Linked DNA regions of Mus musculus: all the other regions are linked to region 1. A link is a loop called in an ENCODE intact Hi-C map of the cell type or tissue named here. Cell type or tissue: heart. All regions are shown on one strand. Region 1 holds the start of Nrip1 (nuclear receptor interacting protein 1). Region 2 has its middle 74 kb from the start of Gm30726. Region 3 has its middle 8.6 kb from the start of Gm30726. Region 4 has its middle 23 kb from the start of Gm30726. Region 5 overlaps Gm30507 (a long non-coding RNA gene). Region 6 holds the start of Gm52253 (a long non-coding RNA gene). Region 7 has its middle 110 kb from the start of 1700041M19Rik.

Region 1 (4,000 bases):
CCAGCCTGGTGCCACAAAAAAATGAGTTAAAAGTTCTTGCACCTAATCATGTCCGGACTTTCCCCCAACTAAAATGACCCATTAATTAAAACAACAACGACGACGACAAAGTATTTTAACGTGAAATTACCTAACGTTCCGTTTTTCGTTTACGACCTCCAGAATCCAGTTAAATTACTGACATGATGGAAGGTAGAAACTCCTGGAATGCCTTAGAGATCAACATGTGTCAGACTCTCTGCCTGTCCGCCTTTTAAACACAGTGGATTCCTTTGTTCCTTCAGTCTGAATATCAACTCCTGATTAAAATTTGGAAAGTACTTTGGAAAGGGATAGGAGGGTCTGGGGAATGTTTGCACGCTAGAGGGTTTCTTCTAACAACAATAGTATTAAAGGAGGACAGTGGCACCAGAGAGGAGAGCGGTCTCCCCGGACTTTACCAGGCTCATGCGAGTGAACCCCCTCTCGGATGCTGGGGGAACTGGGCTGAGGCCTCGGGTGCAAGGAGCCTCGCCCTCCCTCGGCAAGCGGGGAGCTCGTGCCCAGCAGGCCGGGCCTGGGGCTCAGTGCTGCCCCTTCTCCGAGTCACTTTTCCCGGCCGGGGATCGGCGAGCACCGCGCAAGGGAGACGGCAGCGATAGGCGGGGAGCAGCGCGGGCGCCACCGAGAGCACCGCTGGGCGGCAGGACCGAGCGGCGCGGCAGCCAGCGCCCGGGGCTCGGGGCCAACGGGGGCAGCTGGGCGGGCGAGCTCGACCGGGGCCCCGCGACCCGGCCACCCGCGTGGGTCCCGGCGCAGAACACCCAGGGCGGCTGCGCCCCTCGCGCCAAGGCTGGCACGGACGAGCCCGCGGCTGGGAACTCCACAACTTGGCGGCTGCGCCGGCCGGGCCCGCGAGTTCCAGGGGAGAGCCGGAGCGGGGCGCGGCGGAGGGCTGTCCCCGGGATCCGTGTTCCCGGAGCTCCCCGCGGGCCTCCCCCGGCCTCCGCCGCCTCCACGGGCCGCGCACCCAGGCCGTGCCCGGGCGGCGCGGCGTCCGCTCCCGCGAGCTCCGCACGGAGCCCGGGCCGCGATTGCCACTCACCGAGGCCGCCGCGGCTCCGGGCCGCCGATCCGCGTCGCTCCCTCCTTCCCAGGTTAGCCGTGCCCTGCGGCCGCGCGAGGCCACGGGCGCTGCGCTCGGGCGGGCTGGGGCCGGCTCGTCCTCCGCCTGCGCCGCGGTCGCCGTCGCCTCCCGAGTTCGGGGCTCTGCTGCAATGTCTGCGAGGCTGACTTTGAGCGCCTCGCTCGCCGCCCGCCCGCCGCAGCCGCGCTCCTCCCTCCGCCGCCGACTTCGCGGCGGCCGGGTCCCTCCCCTCGCTGCTCCACGCCATTCAGCTCTTCAGCCAAGTTTCTTAACCCTTTTCTGCCCCTCCCTCCCATTGTCACCCGGGCCGAGCGCGCACCCGGAGGCTCGGCGGAGCCGGGGAGCCCACCGGGCGTCTGCAGGCCTCCTCGCCGGTGCTCCGGGTGGGGGTCCGGGACTGATCGGCCTTGAAGGCAGAGAGAGGACGCGGTTGGACCCGGAGAAGGAGGGGGTGCTGTGCTTCCCGAGCCGGCGCCCTGGCTTCCCAGCCCCGTCCAGCCAGCCGCCTGGACAGATTCCCCGCTAGGGGCCAGGCGATCGCCCATGTCACCCGTGCCGGGGCAAACGCTGGGGGCACCACAGGGGCGTCGGGGCACCTTAATCCTACCCCAGGTTCCCCAGCCTACGTGCTGGCACCTTAAGTGTCTCCCTTTCTCCCGTTTCACCCCACAAACACGCGTTCTTTTGGCGCCCTTTACCCACCCTCAATTTCCACCTCCTTAAAATCTGTGTCCCGCTCAAATCCCGGAAGCTGCGGCGCTGTATAACTCTAGGTCATTTTGACCCCATGCTCAGCACCTAGTAGGACCCAGTGATAAATATGGCATGATTCCAAGCGGAAAACTGGAAAGGAGACCTGAGGAGTGCACAGCTAGCTCCCTAGACGGACGCAGGACCCAGGAACCTGGTTTCTCTTCTGCTGCTTTGTCACTGCGAAGTCTCCAGCAGGGTCTGCCCGCCAAACTGCACCACCCCCAGGAAGGATCTGACCCAACAGGACTAGGAGATGGGCTGTCACTTCTTTAAAGCAGCTCTTGCTGGGTTCAGAGTCTCAATAAATAACAATTACATCATATAGCCAGGGTGGCAATGCAGGGAAACTTGGGTTTCCTGCAGCCTGGTCTCGCTGAACCCGCCTCTAAATTTGAGGTGGGCTAACAGATTGGTGAGGCGAGAAAGTGGAGGGAGGAGAGAAAAATAAGAAACCATGATCTCTTCCTCGCCTTGTGTTTTCTGCTTTTAAAACCTATTCTCTCTACTCCCTTCATATCTTACTTGTGAAGCCTCCTTTTAACGCTCCCCCTACCCCAGATGTCTCTGTCTCGTTTGTTTTTGACTCTAGTCATGAAAAGAATTACCTGCGGGAAGACTTGTGGTTGCAGAAGTTGTTTTTGTTTGACATTAAAAAAAAAAAAAAAAGGCTAAAGTACATCTTCGATTCACCCTAAACTCTGAAGTGCTATCCCTGCCTTAAAATACTTACTAAGACAATTTTGTGGATGAAGCTTTCTACTCTCATATGTTTTCATATCCTTAAGAATTTCGGTAGCATTTGGAAGCAGTTATTGATGCACACCAAAACCAAAAATTATCCAAGTGACCCAACCGTATTCTTTACTGTTATATAATAGCTCTATAGCTATTTTTCGGATTTTTCAAATGAAAAACGTCTGGGGTATCTTCCCAATCTTTAAAGTAAAGGCAATTTTTCAAATCAATTCTTAATAAAGCTATATTCTAGCACAGTCCTGAGCACATGCAGGAAATATTTTCCTTAATGGCGATGATGGTGCATTTTAAAATACTTATTATCTGTCCTCCTAGTGACTCACCTATGCAATCTGTTGTCATCTAAGGTAGTGTCAATCTCATGTAACAGCATAGCACTCGCATATGCCGCAGTTCAAAATCTGCTTAAAGCAAATTAGTAAAGGCAGCATTAATCCCAGGCATCATTACCTGTCCGGCATCATTTATCCGGGATTGACAAAAAGCAAATAATTGCAAATTAAATGACCAGCATAATTGTAACTTATTAGCTCTTTAGTTTTTTTTTTTTTTGTAAATATTATACAAAGACATTCTAAATGTATCCCAATTTAATGTGCCATTTTTTTAAATTCAATGTCAGTTTTATTAAAAGGCATCGTTGTGGTAGACTATAGCAGATTCAACAAATGCTTTCATTTAGCCAAGGTGGTACTGGCCTGTAATCCCAACTACTGGGAGGCTGAGACAGGAAGTGGGAAGGTGGAGGTCTTCTAGAACGTTTTAGCAAGTGCAAGGATGAAGTTCCAAAAGGAGACCCAGTTTTGTAAAACTGAGATAAGGATGAAGCAAAGAGATACTAATGAGTGTAAGGCAATGGGTTCAAGCCCCTGCAACACACACACACACACACACACACACACACACACACACACACACACCGTATTTCAAGCTTCTCTTACCAGTAGGCAAACATTTCCTTCTCTTTTGATTGGCAGTTTCTTCTCTGGAACACATTGAGAGTCCAGATAGCTTGTCACAATTAATATAAAGGTAAGCTAAGTAATAAATGGCCTGTAGGAGAGTGAAGCTCCCATGGAGGGCTGCAGTGACAGACGTGGAGACAGATATTTGAGCCCACTCAAGTGTCACTCTGAAAAACATTCTCACTTTTTAAGGAGGTTTTAGATCTCCGAGATTGCCCCAGCAAGCTAAATCTCGTTTGTTCTGCTTGCCCAGTATCAGTGCTAAAACTCCAACAGCTATATATTAGACGATATACCAAAGCAGACCACCCCCACCCAATGTAATAAGTAAAATCCTGGACTCTTCTTGATAACACACGTGTGTTGAATGAACTGCATAGCTTATGTAGAATTGCTAATT
Region 2 (4,000 bases), 250 kb after region 1:
ATGAGAGGAAAGCACAAGAGTGCATGCGGTACAATTGTTTCTGAAGAAGTCTGCGAAGAGCTAGGACCTCACAATCCACACTTTTCACTGTCTGCTGAAGCAACACTATCAGAGCAGAGATGGGGCAGGGTGTTGAGCAGCCTTCCTCTGGGGACTTGTGGGGTCCTCTTGCTCTACTGCCCATGTGTATGTTCATTGGCTGGTGGTATGATAAAAGATCATTAGACTTCCAACACAGGTCTGAGCAGTGGTGACTGCTAGCCAGCTCCACCATTAGGAGAACTAGCAGAATGTCTTCATTACCAGCAGCAGAGCAGAATCAGAGACACATGGTAAGCAGGTCAGAAAGTCACGTCCAGACAGAGTGGTTTAAAACAATTGCAGAGCCATACTATGGGAATTTAAAACAAAACCAAAAGCCCAAAACTAACTCTCTAGAGGGAGACATTCAGACAAGCCAACAGTATCTTTGAAGCCAGCTCAGGTATATATGATGTTCTTTATAAGAACTAATGAGAGACTTGAGTTAGGCTACAGACCTTGCACTTATATTACAATGGATCCATCCAGGAGCCAAAGAAGACAGCACACACCCTCTTCTCTAGAATCAAGACTTATAAGCAAGGTTCCAGATTGGAGAAATTTGTTCCTATCTCCCCTTGAACTCAATTTGTCCCTTGTCTAGGTTTACAGGGTACACTGTTATGGTGGTCCGTGCGATTAGGTGCTACTTTTAGTCTGTGGACCCCTTCTGGGAGGGTAAAACTATCCATCGCCTCTTCGCAGTCTAGTATTTAGCAAATAATACAAATAAATTTTAGTTGAGAGAGGGAGGAACCCAGAACCATGGTTTCCACCCATTTAGGGAGACCAAAGTATCTCCAAACTATGTGCTTGTAAAGATTTTCTCAAAGCAGTCGGAAGGAGAAGTAGAAAGTGCCTCTCTGTTTCTAGAATGAAGATTTTTTTTTGAAACTCAAAACCAATAGTAAAGGGGCTCCAAAATTTTAAAATCTTGCTGTGTTCCAATCCTTACAGAAAACCGGCAAGAAACTCAAAGTGGATCCAAGCATTAGGAATTTAGGAGCTGGCTTCCAAATTACATGCACCAAGCGTTCTGGAGGAAGCGCATAGAAACGACAATTAGCGTGAAGCAGAGCACTGATGGGAGCCAAGCAAGAAAACAGAAGAGGAGGAAATGAAGAGAGCGGTAATGAACAAGAAAAACACAGACAGGAGCAGGCAAGTCTGGCCCTGAAAATGAAGGAGGGGGGAGGCGCCATTTCCCCTCGGATTACTTTAGCATCCCAGGCCCCTCTTTTAACTATGGAATGAATCATGTCTAAGGTATTTCAGCCAGGCAGAGGCCAAACCTCCTCCATAGCTTCTATCTTCCCCAAATGCCCCCAGGGGCATTGGATTCCCACTGAAGCCCTGTCTTAAAACAGTTTTGCCTTCCAGATGCCGGCTACACAGCTAGTGATGTTGATGTCGTTTATCAACGTGGAATGAGACCCATTTCAGTGCTCACATCACAGTTAGCATTGCTGACTTTGAGGTTTTAACATATTTTTGAAGCTTTGTTCTATATCAACCTTGGTTGGGGCAGTAATTTGACTTTCTGAGAATATAAAGCCCAGCGAGTAATTATTGATGTCCAATTATTGGTTACCTATTTGCTACTGTACTTCTCATTTTTTTTTCATCTTATTCTCTCCATGTGTTCTGAACAGGTTGCATACACACGGGGTTTTTGTTGCTGCTGTTTATGATGGACTGGTTGCTAAATGTGGAGGAGATGAACAATATTCTTAAGGAACCCAAATTCCTTAATTAATTACTTAAAAGTAAGTTTAAAGTGGAATCCACCAAATAATGTCCACACTTCTGGCTACCAAGACTTCCAAACTGCACAAAGTTGCAAGTAAATCAATTCATGTGTGAGATAACGTGCACATGCCTAACATATCTTAAAACTTATTTTGTACAGACATATGCAATCCAAACCTCCTTTGTTTATAGTGCTCTTCTCATACACGTATATTTGCTTATAGCAATTAAAATTCAAACATGTGATTAGAAGCTGCTTTTCTTGATTCAAAGTCTGAACTATTTTCTTTTAGAATGTTTGCTATGAGTTTATATATTTATGTGGGTATTTAATATAAGACGCTATATTTAAGTTGATAGTATGTTATGCAATGAATATTCTCAGAATAAAGGAAATTTACTAAAAGAAATTCTGCTTAATTTTTTAAAAGGAATGGCTTTATGCTGTCACTCAAGCTAGTTCTGGTTTTGAAGTGATTTGCCTCAGATTCATGAATTCTGGGACTACAGCATGACCTACCATAACTGACTTCTGTCTTGTAACCCAAAACATTTTGACGATGAGGACTAATCTAATGCTTCTATATTTTTTTGCCCACATTATTCATTTTCATTTCCCAGAAGCTAACTTATTCAGGGAAAACATAGGCAAAACCATTGAGAATGGTGTAGGGATAAGGCTTACTCAGTTTTTGAATCCCATGTTGTTGATGTTTGAATCAACTTTAGCAATCCACTCTTATTCTTGACAGAGCTGCTACATGGGGTCTGGTTGAATCATTGAAACAAAAGTGACAAATGATACCAGGTCTAGGAAGCTTCAGTTTTGCTCCTAACTGCAGTCCCCTCCTGTAGCCAATATACATAGATAATTATGTGAGAATTGACTAAAAGCCTTGTCTCATTAGACCACATTCAACTGAAAGTATTTTCTTAGTGGTGGTGTTTTGTCAAAGTTCCTTAAAAGGTGATAGGGGAATGAAAGTCACTTCAGGGAACAATGAGAGAAATGAAGGCTCTCTTTGATCACAGTTCATAATTGAAGGTTATTTCCATTTTCTAGGTAGTTATTTTAGCAATTAAATCTACTCAAAATTTTTGCCTCTAAAAAAAATTAATTGTATGTTGAAAAAGTAAACTGGGATAGTGTACTCAGTAGAGGTGAAAGGAGGTCGTTGAAAATGTTATTTCAGCAGCATTGGATTTGTTATTATTGGCGGAAAAGTTTAAGATATTAAAAGGTATAAGATGTCCAAAATACATTCTGTACAAAAATATTATTTGATTTTATTATTAAAAATTATCCCAATGCATGCTTATTGTCAACAACTGCTAATTTAGATTGCATTCTATAATGTGATATCAATCTGTGCATCTATGCCTCACAGTCCCTTGGTTTAATGACTAGATTTATAAATGTTGTCAGAGTTCTGGCTGTATTTCACATTTTACAGCAGCTACCTTGAAGTATATCTCAATTTCTGTTGACGGTATACATCTGAAATATATAATTTGGTGAGTTGCCCCAGCATTCACCAATGAGCTACTTATTTGGTTTCTCAGTCTCTTTCAAAATATTTTTTCTTGGTTTACAACACCATGCATGTATGAAAAGAACTTTAGTTTCATTCACCACCTTTTCCTTTATCTTATCCCCCTTTCTTATTGGAACTTTTTTGCCCAGCAAGTCCCTTCATGCTTTCCTGTGTGTGTGTATATGTGTGTGTGTGTGTGTGTGTGTGTGTGTGTGTGTGTGTGTGTGTGTGTGTGTTGGGAGGGAGTATAACAATCCTTCCAGAAGCCAGAGGTTGCTAAATAAAAACCACAGGGACAGGTATTGGATACCACCTTTTCATTTGTAAGTGAGAGGCATCTCAGAGACCCTCAAATTAAGACACCCTGTTGATATTACTCATTGTAGCCCACCAGAACTTCATGGTAAAGCAGCAGTGCTTACAATTGCCAGCATTTTCCTGGATATTTTGAAGTTTCTAAAAGATGTTTCCAAGTTCACTAAGTCTTCTCTTTTGTAGCACTGGGACTGATGTATGTTCTGTCTACCCTGGTCTTCTTCTTCCTTCCTTCCTCTCTTCCTCTCTTCCTCTCTTCCTCTCTTCCTCTCTTCCTCTCTTCCTCTCTTCTTTCCTCCCTCCATCCCTCCCTCCCTTAC
Region 3 (4,000 bases), 170 kb after region 1:
TCTCGCTCTGGTGGAATGCACACTTCTTCGCTCCACAAAGTGGCTTTGATTTATGGCGAAACGTTTGATAAAGATCTTCTCCTTTTGGGAAAGTGTGGGTGGTGGTGCTGTAGAACCAAAGGACAAGCAGATAAGTCACACGAAGCAGTGGGTCCCTCTTGGCTGCCCCAGTTCAGCCCGGTGAGACATGGCACAGTTTGTCTTTATATTTGCCTATGGGGAATTCTACAGATCTTTGTAAAGAGGAGTGTTTTAGGGGCAACATGAACATCTGATGCCATCTAAGAAGCAGAATCTCTATACAAATTTAGACTTCACTAAAATAACCAGGTTTCTTGTGGTCTGATTTACGGGCTTTTAAAAAATCAACCCGGGACATGTAGTTTATTAGTGTGCTTGACAGAACAGAATCTTAGCAGGTAGTGACATGGGCACGTGGCATGTGTTTTGAAAACCCAGTCTACTTTAGGATTCAGACTCTGAAGATATTTGTTCAGAGGCCTTTGCGTCTTCAAGTACAAGGTACCTGAGCCAGAAACAGCCAAATCGGGCTGATGTACAGTTGTTAGGTAGACTTTTCGTGTTTATCAGTTGTGATAAAAAATACAGGGGCCATGTCCTTCAAGTAATTTTGACCTTCAATCCCCCCTCAGCTCCTTGTCGGGTTTATAACTGGGTTGTGTTCCTTCAGACCAAACAGTGGGTATAATGTTCAATTTAACAGAGTTGGGAGCAAGATGCTTATCTCTTCTGCATTTCCAACCACGCATGCTCGTTCCAAGAACAAAGTACAGAATGTTTTACAGTATTGGATCACACAAACCTTTTCGTCTTGTTTGCTTCCTTAGCCTACCATAAAATGCGACCTTCTTGCCTTTTAGTCCACAAAGTAACAATGGAACTGGTACCAGCACCTTGATAGAATAATGTGTCTTTGAGTTAAAGCTGATAATAATGCCCGCTATGTGCTTGAGCCAACTACCTCTTTTTGTAACATGTAAGAGTCTTCAGGATTTGACTTCTCTCAATTGTTATAGGAGTTGTTTATAAATTTCCAGTCTATGATTGTTAAGGTTCATTATACAAATCAATTGTCTACATGGCTAAGGGATGCAGTTAAGAATTCGGATGCCTATTCTCAGTTTATGAATAACATCATTCTTTTACGAACAGTACTTTTCGACACATGGGGGTTGATTGAAGTGATTGTTCAGGTTTCAGGTTTTGAAATGAATAAGAATGGCTGTGTAACAACACACCAAAAATGGCAGGAAATAGCCTCTTAACCTATCTGTGGCACATCATACATGACTTCTTGGTTGGCAATCAGAGTAGTAATATGTAAACAATTCAAGGAACGGGAACTACCAAAATCAGAAAGGTAAACAGAAGCGGTAGACTAGAACTCCATAGGTGTATGCGAAGGGCCGACGGAACTCTAACATAAGTCACATTTTACTAAATCTGTAAGGACAGATGTCATAGCAGTTGCTGGAAATCTTTCTGTGGTTTCCAGGATGCCAGGATGTGTTTGCATCCATTTTTTCCCCCCAAGCACCTACAGTATTGTGCAATCTCTCGTCAGCAATGACTAACTTCTATCTATTAGGCTGCGTCTTGAGGCTGACTCAGGTCCAGTTCTCCTGAAAGGGTTTCAACGGAGAGGCATGTGGAAATCATATGCAAAGAGGTTTCTCCAGGCAGGACAGAGCAGAGCCTCAGGAAGGTCACAAAGGTCAAGCTGATTACCTCCCCCAGCTCTGGCAAGCTCAGGGCTCAGCTGGGTTACCCAAGTTCACAAGGAGCTATTGACATTCAGCAGCTCGGCTCTCTCTCTCATTACCAGATCAGCAGGGAACTGTCTGGGCCTCCGGTTAACTCTTCGGTGTCCTGGTTCAAGATTTCTGCAAGGCCTGAGCCAGAAACCGGTAGCTCAGTCTCTTCATGATTGCTGTTCAAGAAGTGACCCTTTACATCACTGTCTGACTCAGTTTTCTAGGTGGAAACAGTCCACATCATCGTTTCAAAGGCGCTAGATAAAACACGAGTAAATACATTTGTTTCATGTTTATTCATGCTGCTGTCTAAGTTTATTTCTAAAATGAAAGTCCAGGGAAATATTTAATCTTCCCACTAATAAAACAACAACAACAACAACAACAACAAACAGGTCCTACTTAGTCCTGAATAAATTAAGTCACTTTTGTTGTTGTGTTTGTTTGTTTGTTTGTTTGTTTTTCTATCCTCTTCTTTTTAAAAAATAGCAGTCTTGCCATTCCTTGTCATTTAGAGGTGTGTGTTTGCTCGTTAGCTAAGTTCGTTAGCTAGACAGGAAGTCCAGGCTCAGGGAGGAACAGTATCCAGTGTGAGGTCACAGACACAGGTATTTGTGCAGTAAGCCTGTTGCTTCAGGCTTCCCTTTCCTGCTGACATATTAGGATCTTCTAGAAGTGACTTAACCTGTCTGCCTCCATAACAGTTTTTTTTTTTTTTTTTTTTTTTTTTTTTTGTAAATTGAGAATAATATTTGATGAGTCCACAAAGCTCGTCGCTATGGTAGCGACCCGAGGGCTGACTCACTGTTAAATCTCAGAGACACTATAGTTTAACTGTAATTGCAAGTCTGCCCCTGTTTAGTATTCAACTGACCCCAGAGTACAAATTAGGCCTAATCCTCTCTTCTCTTATGCTTTGACAAACGAGGGCGTGAACTGTTCACAAGTTAGGCCAACTTCTCTTTAGCTCCTGTGTGTGTGTGTATTCATGTATCATTTTATATTTAATATATTAAAGTGTTAAGTATTAAAGTATAATATAACATTTAAGGGCTGAGGACTTGTGCGACAAAGCCTTACCCTTAAAGGAACTTAAGTGTTTTTCCAGAAGATAAGGGAGTTATGAGTAATATGGTCAATTCTGAAAATCCAAATGTTTAATTCAGAGCCCTCTTGGACTTTGGAGTTGTTACCCACTTTAATTTCCAGCTCTGTTCAGTGACTAAGCTAACTGCCAAAAGCAAAGACGACTCATAAAGACTCTCTCTTGTGACTTTGATCACAAAGGCAAACAGAAAGCCTCTGATCTACCTGGTTGGACAAACCGGCCATTCTCCTTATTAGGTCTTCAGATCAGTGCCAGTGGAATGCATTGGGGAATGCTAGCTTAGCATCGTCTTAGCAATGTTTAGCTCTGTCTGACCATGTTTCCTCCGTCCCAATTTTAATCCCTTCCTCTTTCCTAACTTCCACCTCTGGGATTTTTTAAATTGAGTTTGCTGACACTAACTTCTCTCCCCAAACACTCCATTTTGACTTCCTTTGTGCTGGGGATGGATTGGTCATTTGCTCAGGTAGCAGGCTCCCAGTCTCTGAGTCATCTTTGATTTTTTTTTTTCCCTTTGTTATGACATGCACACTTTTCTTTATATATCTCATCCACTCTGTGTTCAGCCTGGGCCTCATTTCCCTGTATTATCTTTTTCTTAAAATTGATCTATTTAAGCTCTCTCTCTCTCTCTCTCTCTCCCTCTCTCTCTCTCTCTCTCTCTCTCTCTCATTTCTCCATGATACTCTCAGAGATCACTGGCTAAAATTTGAACTAAAGAGGGTTACATTTTCACAGCAATATTCTGGCTCTAACATTCACATGGCATCCTTCTGACTATGCTATTTTACTGTTTTCTAGAACCTTTCTAAGTTGTTCCTCCTCCTCCTCCTCCTCCCCTCCCCTCCCCCTCTCCCCTTCTTCTCCATGTACTCTACATATTCTCTGTGTGGATGCCCCTGAATATATGTGTTTGCTTGTCTACAGTTAGTATTCTATAATTCTTCAAGAATGGGTTCATAGGTACCTGTAGCTGCCACAGATTCATTTTATAAATAACCTGTCATGGGATTTGTAATTTTTAAGAATGACTTTTCTTAGGGCACCAGCATCTATCAGCAGCACCATAGCTGCCTGTGTTACTTCTAAGTCCTAGAAAGAGAGAGGAGACTGTTTT
Region 4 (4,000 bases), 150 kb after region 1:
GGAGATTGGGATCTGCAGCACAAAGATGAAAAGCCTGCACAAGGAAAACCTACATTTGAAAATGCTTTCCAAATCTGTGGCCCGAGAGTTCTGGTCATTTGATTGTACACTTCATAGCTCATTCATGGGTGGGGTGCTTAGTAATGAGAAGTTCCTGTCTTTGGTTAGTGTATATCATTCATGTCTTCTTTTGGCTCATGTAGGTAGTTATTGATGTACTTTCGTGGAACTAGTCAGGTGCAAGAAAATTATTGTTGTTTAATTCTTCTCTCATAGAATACATCCCAACTGCAGTTTTCCCTGCCTCCATTCCTCCCAGTCCTCTCCCCCACCACCACTACCGAGATCTACTCTGCCACCATTTCCCTTCAGAAAAGACCAGGCATCCCAGGGATGTCAAGAAAACGGAGCTTAACTGTCAATTCAGGCACTAATCCTTGTATTAGGGCTGGGGAAAGCAGCCCAGTAGGAGTAAAAGGGTCCCAAGAGCATAGGAAAGAGTCAGAAACAGCCCCGCCTTCTCCCATTGTTAGCTATCCCACAAAACACCAACCTAACAGCCATAATATACTTGCAGAGCACTTAGCCCAGACCCATGCAGGCTCTGTTACTGTCACTCCCTTCTCTGTGAGCCTCTATGAGCCCTGCTTAGTTAAAGACTCCTATTCTTTATTAATACTCTGGTGATAATCTGGAATTACAAAAATAAAATTTGAAAACATAGTGGCTAATACAACCAAAGGACAGGAAACTTGGTACTTAATATGCTAAGCGATATAGAAGCATTAGAGTCAGGAATTGCATAGAAGGAAAACTATTGCAGACAGAAACCTCATATGTCTCATTGTTTATTTATTCGCCTAATATAGGAAGAAAAAACTGTTTTGCTGGTATTGGATATGAGAAGGGTATCACTGATGTTTATCAGTTCTCAGCACTGGGGCTCTATCTGTAAGTTTAAACTCGTAGCAGGCTTGGTTTTATCTGATAAGTCAAATCGGATGAGTTGCTTAGTATGCAGTTCTCCATTGTGTGTTTGAAGACATCTTCCCCATCTCTCTGTTTCTCTCTGTGGCTTCCATGGGAAATTAAAAGTTAATTTTGTCTTTGCTCTTTTGTCTCTTTCTTTATCAGCGGTGCCTGGGAGGCAGCGTAAAGTATGTTCAAAGTGACCTTCAGTTAACTCATATCATCTTGACACAAGTGAGCCAAGCTCTCTCTACACTGGTAATTTTCATTATTAGCTACAAGAAAAGGAGAGTCTCTCAGTAGGAAAAGACACATCATCCAAAAAAAAAAAATACAAGTATTTTATATATCTTGAGTATGATTGTTCAATGAAGGCTGCAGGGGAGACGAACCAAAGGCAAGATAACGTGCCAAGGAGTCCAAAAATATAAATGAAACTGCTAGCATGTATACGGCCAGGTGATTTACACAAGGTCAGCAACAGGACTTCTGCTCACTACACAGTCAGAACTGGAAACCAGAGTTGCATCCCTTCCCCCTGACTGCATCCTGAGGCTGGTCGAGCCCTTCTAGGGTTAGGCAGCTGTTTTAGGCACAGCACAACCACATGTTACTAAGGCACACTGCTCTTTTACCTCTGACCTATTCATATTTTTCTCCCTGTCAACTAGAGTCAGAAATTGAGACTTCTGGTTGTAAGGGCACAATGTGGCTCAAGCTCAACTTTCCCCCTGTAAACAGGTTTTTATGAGCATACCAACCCGGGGCATATCTAAACCACATGATTGCTTTTGGCATCTGAGCTTCCACCCCGCCCCCCCCCCCTTGCCCTTGCCCATTTTATGGATTAAAGGTTTTGTTTTTCCTGATCATTTTTCTTTGCTGAGGGTCCTTGAAACCTCTGGAAGGACAGACATCTGAAATCCCTTTCCACTTCATAGATATTCTAACAGTGTTTTGCATCCCCCCGTGAAAAACTGATTTCAGATGAATATACTGATTAGAAGTTACTACATTAAACAATGTTAAATCTGCAACTTTCTTATATCTCTCTGCCTAAAGAGATATGGTGATGGCTTTACTGGAGTCTTTCCTCAAAGGTGCTGTGTACAGATCTTAACGGGAATTTACCGAGTAATCACTGTTGGTTCACGGGGCAGGACATCTGAATTCAGCAGAGGACACAGAGCATCAGTCTGTGCCCTTGGGAGTCTTCGTTATAAACATGCCAGCTCAGAGATAGTGACCTCATGCTTCCCAGGCAAAGTCTTCACTCAGTTGTCCTGAAGTCACCTCAAACTCAACACGTCCAAAATAGAACAGCCCTCCTCACACATTCAGAGGGTCACAGCATTCAGTCCCCTGTGTCCTAGCATCAGGAATCTCATTTGTAGGCCAAGGCCAATTAGGTTCTGGTTCTGAACAGTTGACATCTTACATGTCTCTATACTTGCTTTTTTGCAGTCAGGTAGTCACCTCTTTTAGTAGCTTGCCCACTATTTCTTGGAAGTGCACCCTCTCTGTTGTGAGCCACCTTCTCTGTTGCTAAAGGAATCATTTATTACATGTCTGCTCATGTTTCTCACCGTCCAAACAAACTTTCAGTCATTTCCTGTTGCCTGCAGGATCTGAAGCCAAGTGTCTTTGCATTCCTTTGGGTAAGGATTCCTTTTTTTTTTTTTTTTTTCAGGTTTGTCTGACAGTAGAACATTGCTATGACTCGACGAATGCTTCTATTGTCCCCAAATCCTTACATGGGAACCCACTGTCCAATAGGACAATATTTAGAGATGTACTATTGTTAATTATTAAGACAAGAATGCTGTGACCTTACAAATGGGATTAGTACCCTCATCCAACAGGTTCCATTGCTCTTTGTACAATGGAATCAGAGCAAGTGGAAGAATCAGAGAGTGTTCATTAGAGAGTAAATTTGCTCTTTCCTTGATGTTTGATTGCCCAGCCTCCAGAACCATGATGAGGAACAGATTTCTACTGTTTATAAATTACTCAGCTAATACAGTTTGCCATAACAGCCTTAATGAAGAAACAGAATAATGAACTAAGTCCATTGTGTTCAAATGTGCTTTATGCATTTAACCTCTAGGTTATTTTCTTCCTGTTCTTCCCAATACCACTCTCTCCTCTGAAGATCCTCCTAAATTCTCGCTCTCTCAAGGATATAGAATTGGAAATGTAAATGAAGAAAATACCAAATAAAAAAAAAAGTTGAAGTTTGGATTCCCTAGGACCAATCAGTGTGGAAGCCCAGAAAGTTGTTTCTTATTCACATGCCTATTCAATCCGCAGAAGCCAGTAGAGCCGAGAGATAAAAAGATGAGAATAATTGGCCAGTTATCAATGTGCAAAGCGGCTCTACAAAGTAACATCTTCTGAGGACAGAGTCAAGCTGTAAATATGACTCATGCATCAGTTATAGTACAATTACGGGCGAGAAGTAATGGAGAGGGATGGAGATGGAGATGGCGGATTGAAAATCTTTAGTGGTGATCTTTACTTTGCAATTAACCTAAAGCAAGGACCTTTGATAATTGCTAGAGCCCTCAAAATTCAAACTATTGCAGGGGAAGATGAGATTTGGAGAGTAAATTAAGTTTCCAATTTTCTTATCCTTCATGTTGTTCCTTCCAAAATATATTTATCAAAGCACATTTTTTAAGGAGAGGGGTGGGGAGCACCAGTTACACAAGATGCGCTATCCTCTGCCCAAATGAAGAAATTGTTTAAACCCAGTGCATTGTTTCATAAGCAACTCTTCCTAATGCATCCAGGGCCAGGAAGGGCTTAGGTTATTAGTTATGTAACCCTGGGTTCCTCAAACTGCAGTTTTGATCTGAACACAGTTTCAATTAGTAACTTCGTTTCTTTCTTTCTTTTTTTTTTTTTTCTTTGCCTTGAGGTATATTTCGTTCTTAGAATTAAGGGAAACTCAGATAATCACAGCATTTTGGAGTTTCTCCTGTTTGTAAAATAACATATCTGACCCTTGAGAGGCATCTTAACTGCAACT
Region 5 (4,000 bases), 150 kb before region 1:
AGCACTGCTAGAACACAAACAGGCCACGTGCTAAGACCACTGAGATCAAAGAACAGCCGAGTGGACCGCCATCTTACTACGGGCTCTGAGATGAGGAGATAATGAAACGTGGAGGCAAAATGTAACTAGGGAGCCACGTTCTGTGTAGGAACCCTAGATGCAGAGCATCCAGAAAAGAATGGACGTTTTGCATCAGAGCACAGTCAATAAAAAGGAGGAGGAAGAGGAGGTAAACTTCTGTTTTGAGAACAGACAGCTGTGCAGGTCACAGCAAAACATAAGTTTTGTAGATGCAACTTTTAAAAAGACATTAAAGGAAGGGTTGAGAACTTTCTTCCCATTCTGCATAACAACCTTGATCGATGCCCTCATATGTCATGGAAGGAGGTCAGCTAAGTTAGGTAATGGAAGTTCCCCGACCTACTGACCTTCTGTGACTTCAGAGAGTCAACGTTTCCCATTAAATGTCAGATCAATTTTCAATGATTTAAACCTTTTACCCACAAGTTTCTAGCTTCCTGGAAGCTTTGATGAAAAAAAAATTCTTTTCAAACATTATCATTTTTCAAGGATCCAAGGAACTTGGTTTAATTCAACTTCAGTTTTTTAAAGGATATTTTAGTTAATTTTTTGAGAGTAGAACACAGCATATTTTGAATGTGTTCAACATGCTCACCTTCAATTTTCATCATGCAAAACTCAACTAGTTTCTTATAAAGCAGTGCCAGTGTACTTTTTAAAATTTGTGTATAATTTTCAATTTCCATTTATATCTGTGTTTTTATATTAATGAAATAACCTTGTTCTAGGGTTCTTATTCTTAAGTGTTTATGCGTGTTGTGTGTGGGAACGTATGCATGCTTCTCTGTGTGTTAGTATGTGTGTGCTAGTGCCTGTGGGGCCCGAAGCTGATGTCAGGGGTCTTTCTTGGTTGCTTTCCACCATATTCATCAAGGAAAGCAATTTTAATTTAATGCAGAGCTTGCTGACCAGCCTCGTCTGGCTTGCCTGCTTGCTTCAAGTCCCTGTCTTTAGCTTTCTGAGGCTGGAATGACAGTGGGTGGTTGGCCACACACCCAGTGTTTCCATGGATTTTGAGGATCTCAACTTTAGGCTTCAAGCTTATGTGGTAGCTGCTTTAACCACTGAGCCATCTCCTCAGGATTCTTATTAACCAATGAACCATAAAGTATCTTCTGATTTAGTTATTCCCAGAATTACCACTATATTGCAATTATGCATGATAAGGTATTTCTCTCTATAGGTCAAAGAAGGCCGTACTTAATTGATCTTCTATCCCATATGATGTGGAACATTTGGTTGGATAGTCAATAGCTAATATCTTCTCTGAAATAGACAGGATCAAGCTTGAGGGGAAATAAAATGGAAATACATCCATACAGCTACCAAAGCTTTATAGAGAACCTCATGAATTTCCTCTCAGGAAAAAAAAAATGGGTCAGGTCTTTTGATTCTACACAACGAGAATTAAATCCAGTTTTCAAGTGAAGACCTTAAATCATGGAGAAGACCTCTGACACTCACTGAAGCTTCTCTGTGTCATGCCTCTGTCTAGCGCTCCCATAAGCAGGCCTTTATAGGGGATAATTTGTAACTCATTCTTTTATATCTCAGAGGTCACTAAGAGATTCCAGTGTCCAGAGACTGACACATCATTCTCGTGGGCATAATACCTGTTATTCTGTGACTGGTTGAAGGATTATATGGGCCAACAATCGCTGTCCCTGGATACCAACAAATTTCGAGTTGGTATCACTCGATGGTAATCACTCGATGGTAATCACTTGATGGTGTCACTTGTATTAAGTGTGACAAGTTGTAATCTGAAATAACACCTAATTTAGATACTAGTTCAGTTTCAGCACTGCTGGGAAGAAGAAGGAGAGAGAAGATTACAGCTCCTTGCAGAACCAGCCTCCCACTCCCATTGTACCTGCTCTACAATTAGTGGTGTCTTGTCTGCCAACGTTCCATTAAGGACTTTGGGTCCCCTGGCACTTGCCTGGATACTCTACTGAATTTAATCCCCCAAAATGACTTGTTCTTGCCAGCTGGGCATGTCAAACCACAGAAATAATATCAGCCAAATATAGAGGAATCTGTTTTATCTAAACATGTAGCCGAGGCAAACAAGAAGAGGGGCTTCTTGGTGGTGTAAATTTGCACACACACACACCACTGTTAATTATATTTGTGCCAAAATAGACGATATTGCTAATAGGTAAGTACAGAGTAACTGAAGTCCTTTGGCTGCTTTTAAGACAGGATTTGGCTTGCAAGCTGAGCTGGGGCAGTGGCCCTGTCTTAGTCTGAGAGGGCAGGCAGGGAAGTCAGTCAAGGGTACTCACTCAACAGCGAAGTCAGTAAAGGGTACTCATCAGGCTCTGCTCGTCCACTGATCTTGGATGATCGAGACCAGCTTGGCGGCAGGGAGAGGTGTTTAGCTGTTCTTCCCCATGGTCACACTCAAACCTTGCAGTGGGATCCTGGAATCCACTGTAGGGGGATCTTCACTGCAGAAACATTCACAGACTGAAGTATCTAGCCTGGGTTCTCTGGACTGTGCTTAGCTGTTTGTTTCCCCAGTCTTAAATATATAATTTTTTAAGTAAATTTAAAAAGTCATAGTCATGGCCTCAAATGAAGCCACTGGGTATCTGCTTCGTCTAACCCCAACCCCACTCCTCTCTCACGCCTTCATTTCACAAGAGCTAAAGATTTGCCATTGTGATGTAGTTCTTCTCTATAGAAGGTGTCCGATGGCAGAACCCAAGGCTTTATTTTCTTTCTAGGTTTTGATGAAAGAGAACACAAGCCCACAATAAGGGCTGGCTTCCCAAGGATGATCATGCCCTGCTTGGTGACCTTTGACCTCCCCCAAGGGACCATAACGTTAATGCGATTGCACTCTGGACTCTGTACACCAGAAGGCATGAGCTCAAGTTTAGAATCAGTAGATGCGATCTGGGGATGAATATAGCTCCCTGGGCACAGAAGAACAACTAGGTGAGTTTTGCCCACCAGATCCCCCAGTTAGCAGTTATTTACAGCCCACTGGCCTGCAACTTCAATTACCTGACCAGACATATTCACACTAACATAGTCTCTGGCTCAAATTTAAATCACCTGCCATAGGCTGGCTCTCAGGAACAAGTGGGGCAGAGGAATTTAGGGTGGAATGATAGTGTGGGCAGGCATTTGTGCTACAGTGGAGCTGGACAGAGCTGTTAGTAACTCTCACCAGGCAGTTACTCCATTGGGGGCAATGCAGATGGGCCTCTAGTCAGATAGCCATGTATCTTTCTGCACTCACCCTCCACCTCTCTCTGCATCAGGGTCCCACACAACATCGCACAGCCCCACTCGCCATTGTTTCTTGGGAAATCGTCACCAGTCGGATTCCAAATTTGCTTCCTTTCTAAGCTGAGTATTTCGCAGACTTAGAACAACATGGAGAGAGTCTCTTTTTCTCTAGCAAAAGGAGGGCAGAATATTGGAAGGGAGCACATTGGAAGGGACTTCCAACAGATGGGAACGAGAGTGCTGTGGCTTTCTGGAGGCAATAAAGGTGTCAGCAAATAGCAAGACTGGAGAGTGGGCCCCACAGAATGTTCGCTGTCGTACATGCTGCGTGCTGTCCCAGTGCCAGAGTGAGCTGCCTGGCTAAGCCTCTGTATTAACACTGTGTGGCTGGGACAGAGTCACAAGTACTGCTGACTTTGTCAGTATCACATGATCCTGCTGAGTCTCCATCTAACTAAGGAGGTGAATGGCTCTTTGTCATCTCTTTCTCCTGGTCATTGTGTCCCTGTCCCTTGTCCTTCCCTTCCTTATCACCACTCCTTCTTGCATTATAGCCCCCTTTCTGTTCAGATGATTTGTGTGTGTGTGTGTGTGTGTGTGTGTGTGTGTGTGTGTGTGTGTGTGTGATTTGTATGAGGTATCAGTGTAAGCCAGAAGAGGACATTGTCTCTTCTGG
Region 6 (4,000 bases), 59 kb after region 1:
CTCCTACATGTGGACCAGCAGTAGACCTTTAGCTCTAGCTCTAGCACCATGCCTTCCTGTCTGCTACCATGCTCCGCACCATGATAGGCATGGGCTTTCCTAACCCTCTGAACCTGTAATCTGCTACCAATTAAATGTTTTCTTTTATAAATTGTCCGGCTCATCCTGTCTCTTCACAGCGATAGAAAGTAACTAAGACAGCAAGGCATCTAAAAATAATGAGGATCTAAGATGATTTATACAGAAAAATTTAAAAATGGCCTCGAGGAAGTGTTAGCATACAGTAAGTAATAAATGGGAAAGATAACTTTGGGCCAGCGTGATGGAGCAACTGTAATCCCAGCAGTTGAGGCTCAAGTGAAAGGATAGGAGGATGATAAGCCAGCCTGGGCTACGTGGTGAAAACCTGTTCATGACCCCATGGACACACATGACCCCACGGACACACAGGGATGGGAAGATCATCAACAAACTGAGTAATTATGGTGATGACATACTGTGACCTGGAATTCTCTGGAGATTCATAGCCAAATGGAATCAGGAGATGAGGGGTTTCGTATAAACCTTTAGACAGAATTAAATGTATTGAATTACATTTCTATTTTTTCACTGAAATAATAGATTGCTATGCCTTTGATTGTATCACCTCTGGGATTATATGCCTTGGTAATTAAAATGACAAAAGTAATCAGATAATAGAATAGCTAGTTCACACGTAGGATGACCTTAATGATCAAATTGAAGAACAATACACAAAAATCCATTTGTTCGTGGGGCCGTCACTCAACACATATTAATTGGCCACACTGTAATGTATCTGGGCAAGTACTTACAATACAAAATGTCGATTGAACATAGAGTGCTTTTTACAATTTATCCTGCACAAATACCGTAAAAACCTACTGGAAGTGTTAAAAACGAAGACAAATCCCATTCGGAAAATGTCATGACTGAAAAAGCAGATTTAATTGGGAACTGGAAAAAGAAATTGAAAAACAACCAAGTAAGTGAGGAGTTTTATTCAGGGCCATTGTTATTTATCAGTGTTGTTTATTCATGCATGGATGTTGTTGGATGTGGGGAAAGTTGAAGGAAAGACAAACACTTTCTGTTTAATATAAATGGAGGGGGTGGGTGTAAAACAGAGCTTAGTCCCTGGAGTGTTTGTAGGTCATGCTTGAAGCCCTGAGATCTGTCCATAGCACTGAGTAGACTGGACATGGTCGCTCACGCGTAGAATCCCAGAAATCAGAAGGATTGGAAGTTCAAGGCCATCTTCTGATGCATGGTAAGTTCTAAGCCAGGCTGGAACAATGACAACCTGTGCAGAACAAAACAAAACCAAGAAATAGTATGATGGATGGGTCCTGTGTCTTGAATTCCAGCCAGGCAAATAGACAGGACTGAAGTAAATACAGTAATTGATCTATTAAGTATGTGTGTAGAGTCAACAGACATCTTTGAGCATTCCCTATTTTACAACCACTGTCTAGGCACCGGGATTCTAATACAATAAACATATAGTGACCTGTGCTACCTGTGAGGCAGCCACAGATGAAACACGCGGACAGCAAAACAACTAGGAGCAAGCCCTTGGGAGGCGGGCGGGGGTGATACAGGCAGAGGGGTGTCTAAATCAGATGGAGTGAGATGCCGGCTAAATGAGGAAAGAGGCTCAGAAGCCAAGAAGGGAGAGTTGTGTAATTGGTTATCAGCAGTGTCAAATTCTGTACGTAGGTCAGGGAGCATCAGGATGGAGCCTTGCCATTTGGTTTTGGCAGTGAGCATGTTACTGGAGACCTTGGCAGGGCTAGCTTCTGGGAAGTGGCGTGGGTAGGAGCCTCGCTGGATCTGGTTCAGGAGTGTTTTCACGGAGGAACTGAATGCCTCTGGTGCACTCTAGGAGTTGGGAGAGGAAGGGGAGGGAAGCAGTTGTTAGAGGGTGTGTGCATTTGTTGAGGCTCCGGCTAAGTGAGACTCTGTAGGCACCACAATAGTGGATCCCTCCCTGCCCCTGCCGGGTTCTACAATTTTGTGAAAAAACTTAGCTTTCCTTAGCAATAAGGAACTCCCATTTCCATAGGCCATCTCTTTTGTTGAGCCTGTTTGTTCTCTGCTACCTGGCTGTGTGAGTCACTGGAACACTGACCCTGCACTGAAGTCAGCAGATTCTATTTGGAGAGTCTTGGTGATCGTGGGGGAAAGTTGATGAAAATGTTGACAAAAACATTTACTCTCCCTGGTCCCTGAACACCTGTGAGTACTCGGTTTTTTTGTTTTTTTGTTTTTTTCCCATCAACTGATTGTTAGCCTCAGAGCAGGCAAATGCTCTGAGCAAAGTACAGGGAAGTTTCGCCTTCAGGAGCTAAATGTTCACGACACAGGAAGGAGTTATAATACTTTCTATTTTGGTTTTCTCTCATCTGAAAAGACTTATAAAGAGAAAAGTGGCTCTGCAAATGCCAGCCTCAATTAAAATGCTAAATACAAATTGCAGCTTTCCCACCGCTGCCAGAGGGAATGCGTCCAACATGACCAGCCACCTGTTTCCCTTTATACGAGCACAAGATGGGCGGCCACTTCCAGCGTACTCCTCACTGACACCAAATAGCAGCGTGACGATGAATCAAAAGTCATCGGCGGTAGAGATCTACTTACCAAGAAACGACACTCAGCAAGGTCATCTCTGGGAGAGGGCATTTTAGCCGTTAAAGTGGACCAAGGCATGGGGGCGGAGGGGGAGTTTCCCAGGCTTAAAGAAAGCATGGGAGTTTACGTGTTAGGGTTATTAACGTCGACGTTTCCAGCCCGATCAAACATGTATGCCAAACTGGCTGAGGATGTTGGAGCAGAGAGCAATGGCTCGTGGTCTGTGATGACTTAGCTAGACACAGCGAAGGTCGAGGTCGCAGAACCAGAAACTTAAGAATCAGTTATGTAACAGGTTAAAGTTGCAGTCGGCAAGAGAGGCAGTGTGACCTGGGTTCTAATGATAGCTGCATCTTTTTTTTTTTTGTTTTTTGTTTTTTTTTTTTTAACCTATGAGACAAAGTCAGAAAACTTATGTTCTAAGCGGCAATCTCCTAGCCTGTAAAATGCAAATAACGCAAGTGCCGAGTTCAGTGGTATTTTAAGGATGAAATGATGGAAGATATGTCTTAACTCAGAACCAGACAGTGAAACCTTTTATAGATGCTTCATAAGTAATGGCTAAAATTTCCTAGACTTAAGCATCCTCCGTTCCTTATTGATCAGAAAAACACAAAACAAAATAAAACCATTATCATTCAGCTAAAAATATGACAGGAAGCACATCGTGGCACATGCTTATAATCCCAGAATTTGGAAGGCTGAAGCAGGAGGATTTAAGAGAAAGTCATTTTTGCACGCCTTTAATCCCAGCACTCCGGAGGCAGAAGTAGGTGGATTTCTGAGTTCGAGGCCAGCCTGGTCTACAAAGTGAGCTCCAGGACAGCCAGAGCTATACAGAGAAACCCTGTCTCGAAAAACCAAGAGAAAGAGAGAGAGAGAGAGAGAGAGAGAGAGAGAGAGAGAGAGTGAGAACAAGCCATCTTGAGCTACACTACACAGTGAGTGAGACCCTGTGTCAAAAATCAAACAGATAAGAGATGTGCATGACAGAGGGTATGAAAAATAAATATAATAAACAGCTTGTTGTGAAAATCTTACCTTTTTTCATTTATATTTTATTTATTCTGAGTGTAGAGCTGGAGGACACATTTGTCATAGACAGCATGCGTGTAGAGGTCAGGAGACAACTTCGTGGAGTTGGTTTCCTCCTACTCCCGGCCTCTGGAGATTAAACCCAACTTGCCAAGCTTGCGACTTTACCTTCTGAGCCACCTCGATAAGACAACCTAGTGTGACCTTTTTTTTAAAAACAATGCTGATACTCCTAAGAGAAAGATAGAGAGAGCATCATAAAACTCAATTTAAATCTGAAGAGATTGAAGCAAGAACATTTTAATTGGCAACTAGA
Region 7 (4,000 bases), 530 kb after region 1:
TTCTCACAGCTTTTTCCATCTAATAATGTATTTTCTAATCTTCAGTATGCCTTGGATTTTCTCTCAGAAGATGGAAGCTTAAAAAAAAGGTTAAAGACGGAAGACAATACTCAAGTTCGGATGCAAGTGTTTGTTTACTTGCTATTATTATTACTGCTCACTCTTCTCGGCTAGCTTTACACCTCTCATCCTCCTGCTTCCGGAACCTTCCAAGTGTTGGGACTGCAGCTGTGAGCCACTCTATCTGTTTGCATAAGAATTTGAAATTGTCACAATCCCTAACATTAACACAAAAAGCTCAGAGGTTTGTTGGATCGGTATTGTTCCAGGCAATTCTAAGAGAGCTCAAATCCAGGGAATTTAAACCAGACTTTAATATCCAGAGTTCTTTGCAAGCTTCTTTAAAATTCTCCAACCATGAAAGAAAGCAACCTGAAATAGGGCTTACTATGTGATAAGCACGTGAATGCATTTGTTTAGCTTCTACAAGTGTGGACGTCACGATGTATGAAGATGATGTAGAGGGGCTCCTGAGATGGCTCAGCCAGTATCGTGCTTTCTGCACAAGCACAGGGGCCCAAGTATGGATCCTCAGCACAGACATAAAACCCAGGCCCGACTGGCATATGTCTGTGCGTAACCCCAGTGCTGGCGAGGCCATGACGGGAGGCTCTGAGCTGCTGCTGCTGCTGCTGGCAGCCAGTAGAGCTCAGTTTCTGAGCCCCGGGTTCACAGAGACCGTGCTTCGAAAAACCAGGGGTGGAGAAACAACATTGAGAACAACATTGGGCATTGACCTCTGGTCTCTACATGCTCAGGCGCGCGCACACACAAACACACACACACACACACACACACACACACACATGTATTTACACACAAGTTTAAGGAATGGAAACTTAACCACTGGGAGGTCATGACTCTTCTTTGGACCCATCCTGTGATGATGTCCACTCACACTGTCAGGCATGTCTTAGAGCTATGGGGTGAGGTATTTGGGCAAGCTTCGTCATGCCTTTTTTGCAACATTTTTTATTTATTTATTTTTTAGGTATCCTCCTCATCTGCCCTTTGCACTTCTTTTTCTCTGTCCTTCTTTAAAGTCAAAGCCTAACCTTCCCATTTAAACTCTTTCACGTTTGCCAACGTTCTTAATCTAACCATCAACCTACTTTATTATTAGTTAGTGCCGATTAAGAAATAGCTAGCCTATATCATTTACAAATAACATCTGATTTACAACATTGTACGGTTATGCCATATTGTTATTGTATTTACAGATTTAAAAAATAAAAACTTAAAGACATATAGCAATGTGCCTAAAATCAATTTGGTGCAGGCTGAAGGAAAGTAGCCAATCCCATAAAAACATCTAAGCCCCAGGAAGCAAAGCAAAATGTCTCCGAGATCAGGCGGTGGAATTTAGCTATTTAATTATTCACGTCATAGCTTTGATCATTTATCTTTGTTTTTTTAATGTCACTTCAACTTTCTCCAAGAAATTGTTCCACACAGAGGAAAAGGAAAAGGAAAAGAAAGAAAAAAAAAAAAAAAAAAAAAATCACTGTAGATTTCACGGACTACGATTGCCATCTTGTGTCCAAGAGTGGTAGTACATGGGAGGGGAAAGTTTTGTTTTGTTAATTACTGTAAACAGGAGTCAACATCTAGTCCATACATGGATTGAATTCAGCCCTCTATGTGCGACCAAAAAAAAAAAAAAAAAAAAAGGAATGTTAAACGTTAGTATTGGAGGCTTTAAAATTTTTTAAGACATGAAAAGAAGTTGAACACAGCAATTATGAATTTCGTATTAATTTCCATATATGGCTTGTTTGTTGCTGTTTTTTGTTAGTTTTTAGGTTTTTAGAACACTTTGTAGTTACCACTGAGAATTCAGCATAGAGCCTGATATCTGTTATGTGCATTGAGCAAAATTGAGGTGTTGCGTCTTTGTGGTCCGAGTGTTCCTCCCTGATACGAGGCATTTTGAAACCTTCTTGCAGGTAGATGAATGTACACATTTGATTTTACTTCTTTCTTGTCTAAGTTGTTCTCATTTCTATGTCCCTTAGAACTTTTTTTTCTTTGTTGACTTATTTAAATCCCACTGTTGCAGAAGTCAGCTGTCCATGCTGAAGAGCAGAAATCAGAGGTTTTGGATTCAAAACTACCTCAAACCATGATGTTAGAAGAGACATGAAGGCCCACGAAGAGACAAGTCCTTCTAGTCAAGAGAGTAGGTCTTACTGATCTTGATGAAAGTCCAAAGTTCCCAATCTAATCACTAACACCTTCGATTATTAGAAGTAGTATTGATTAAGAATTGCTTATCCAATATCTCTTACAAATATCCTCTTATTTACAGCATTATATGGTTACGTCAGTGTCAGTTGGACTGGGTTAATCCCTTGGCCAAGGGACCACTGCTGGGAAAGAGGAAGGCCCTAGAAGCTAGGCTCCCCAGTTGAAGGGATACATGAGATAATTATTCTTTTAATAGGATAGTGTAATTTCCTTGAGCTTATGTAGGACATTTCACATAGTAACTATATCCCTCCATATATGCAAAATCTTGGGAGCGACGTTAACATCATCGGGTTTGATTGTGCTTAGAGAACTTTCAGCCAGCCCCAAGCTGGAGAATCTGCGGTTGCTTGCCTCCTAAGACACAGCAAGGCACTGCATTGCACATTCCTGGGTTTTGCGTGTGCATTTTTGTCAGGTAGTTTCTGTATAACATTTCATGCTGAAATAGTTACAAAACTGTTACTGGTACAGAGGAGGAGGCTAACGTTCCCCCATGGTATAATTCGCTAAGGGTTGGGCAGCGTCACAACAGGACTCGGATGCTAACTTTCTTTCTTTCTTTTTTTTTTTTGGATAATATTTTTTAATTAGGTATTTATTTCATTTAAATTTCCAATGCTATCCCAAAAGTCCCCCACACGCTCCCCTACCCACTCCCCTACCCACCCACTCACATTTTTTGGCCCTGGCGTTCCCCTGTACTGGGGCATATAAAGTTTGCAAGACCAATGGGCCTCTCTTTCCAGTGATGGCCAACTAGGCCATCTTCTGATACATATGCAGCCAGAGACAAGAGCTCCAGGGGGTACTGGGTAGTTCATATTGTTGTTTCACCTATAGGGTTGCAAATCCCTTCAGCTCCTTGGTTACTTTCTCTAGCTCCTCCATTAGGGGCCCTGTGATCCATCCAATAGCTGACTGTGAGCATCCACTTCTGTGTTTGCTAGGCCCCGGCATAGGAACTCTCAATTCTGAATATCTATGCTCCAAATGCAAGGGCAGCCACATTCATTAAAGACACTTTAGTAAAGCTCAAAGCACACATTGCACCTCACACAGTAATAATGGGAGACTTCAACACACCACTTTCACCAATGGACAGATCATGGAAACAGAAACTAAACAGGGACACAGTGAAACTAACAGAAGTCATGATGCTTAACTTTCTTCTCCTTCAATGCGGCACCCAGGAAAGCAGATGACATCTTCCTTCCAGGAAGCTTCCCCCGTTAGAGAGAAGCCACCGTTCAGACCGTTTTTAGAGGCACACTGCCTTTGAAGTCCAGTGCTGGCGTCTCACCTTTAAACCGCTAAAGAGATGAACTACTATTTATGAAAGCAATTCTAATTAGACTCTCCTCTCCTTTTGCACACTGCCTGTCAGCCTCTTCCACTACTTCACTGCTTCAAAGCAGAAGAGTAAAGAGGAGGCAAAGGAAGAGAATTCTACAGGAAAGAAGATACAGGTTCATCTATGGGAAGGATCATGGATACCAAGTGGCTTCAATCGGCTTTTCTCTTACAACCTGACTTGGGATTGGCACTGCAATGTGCCCTGTCGTGGAATACTTATTAAGACATCAAAGGCGACAACCACTAAAGGGTCTAAGTTACAGTTCCCCATGTTTGGTTCTTCTCTATCTTTATGTCCTAGTACTACAATAGTACTAATAAAGAAAACCTCTCTGAT

The links. Hi-C counts contacts between places; a loop is a spot of excess contacts. Peaks named below come from ENCODE experiments on the same cell type or tissue, not always from the same donor. Only the 100,000 strongest peaks of a DNase experiment are listed, where the experiment ranks them.
Region 2: a loop joins it to region 1, with 2.6 times the contacts of the local background. A loop is called at or near these places in 2 of 42 quality-filtered maps.
Region 3: it touches region 1 in a loop (2.4-fold over the local background); 11 of 42 quality-filtered maps call a loop at or near these places.
Region 4: it touches region 1 in a loop (2.2-fold over the local background); 6 of 42 quality-filtered maps call a loop at or near these places.
Region 5: a loop joins it to region 1, with 2.1 times the contacts of the local background. A loop is called at or near these places in 4 of 42 quality-filtered maps.
Region 6: it touches region 1 in a loop (4-fold over the local background); 9 of 42 quality-filtered maps call a loop at or near these places.
Region 7: it touches region 1 in a loop (3-fold over the local background); 3 of 42 quality-filtered maps call a loop at or near these places.

The regions. Positions count from the first base shown.
Region 1 is chr16:76,371,788-76,375,787 of GRCm38, forward strand. Nrip1 (nuclear receptor interacting protein 1) reads right to left here and starts at 1,262. Exons shown (of 4, transcript NM_173440.3): 1 at 1,085-1,262. In heart, CTCF peaks have their summits at 614 and 1,654; DNase peaks (open chromatin) are centred at 704, 1,444 and 1,974; H3K4me3 peaks cover 2,541 bases; H3K27ac peaks cover 2,493 bases.
Region 2 is chr16:76,620,634-76,624,633 of GRCm38, forward strand. No RefSeq gene overlaps it. Among named protein-coding and RNA genes, the nearest start is that of Gm30726, 74 kb to the left of the region's middle. In heart, no CTCF peak of the experiment used is centred here; no DNase peak of the experiment used is centred here.
Region 3 is chr16:76,538,148-76,542,147 of GRCm38, forward strand. No RefSeq gene overlaps it. Among named protein-coding and RNA genes, the nearest start is that of Gm30726, 8.6 kb to the right of the region's middle. In heart, no CTCF peak of the experiment used is centred here; a DNase peak (open chromatin) is centred at 1,744; H3K27ac peaks cover 995 bases.
Region 4 is chr16:76,523,536-76,527,535 of GRCm38, forward strand. No RefSeq gene overlaps it. Among named protein-coding and RNA genes, the nearest start is that of Gm30726, 23 kb to the right of the region's middle. In heart, no CTCF peak of the experiment used is centred here; a DNase peak (open chromatin) is centred at 2,236.
Region 5 is chr16:76,220,258-76,224,257 of GRCm38, forward strand. All of the region lies in intron 2 of Gm30507 (a long non-coding RNA gene), which reads right to left. Among named protein-coding and RNA genes, the nearest start is that of Gm30507, 27 kb to the right of the region's middle. In heart, no CTCF peak of the experiment used is centred here; no DNase peak of the experiment used is centred here.
Region 6 is chr16:76,430,755-76,434,754 of GRCm38, forward strand. Gm52253 (a long non-coding RNA gene) reads left to right here and starts at 2,057. Exons shown (of 3, transcript XR_003951937.1): 1 at 2,057-2,256; 2 at 2,498-2,679. In heart, no CTCF peak of the experiment used is centred here; a DNase peak (open chromatin) is centred at 1,757.
Region 7 is chr16:76,897,722-76,901,721 of GRCm38, forward strand. No RefSeq gene overlaps it. Among named protein-coding and RNA genes, the nearest start is that of 1700041M19Rik, 110 kb to the right of the region's middle. In heart, CTCF peaks have their summits at 1,613 (motif pointing left) and 1,829; no DNase peak of the experiment used is centred here.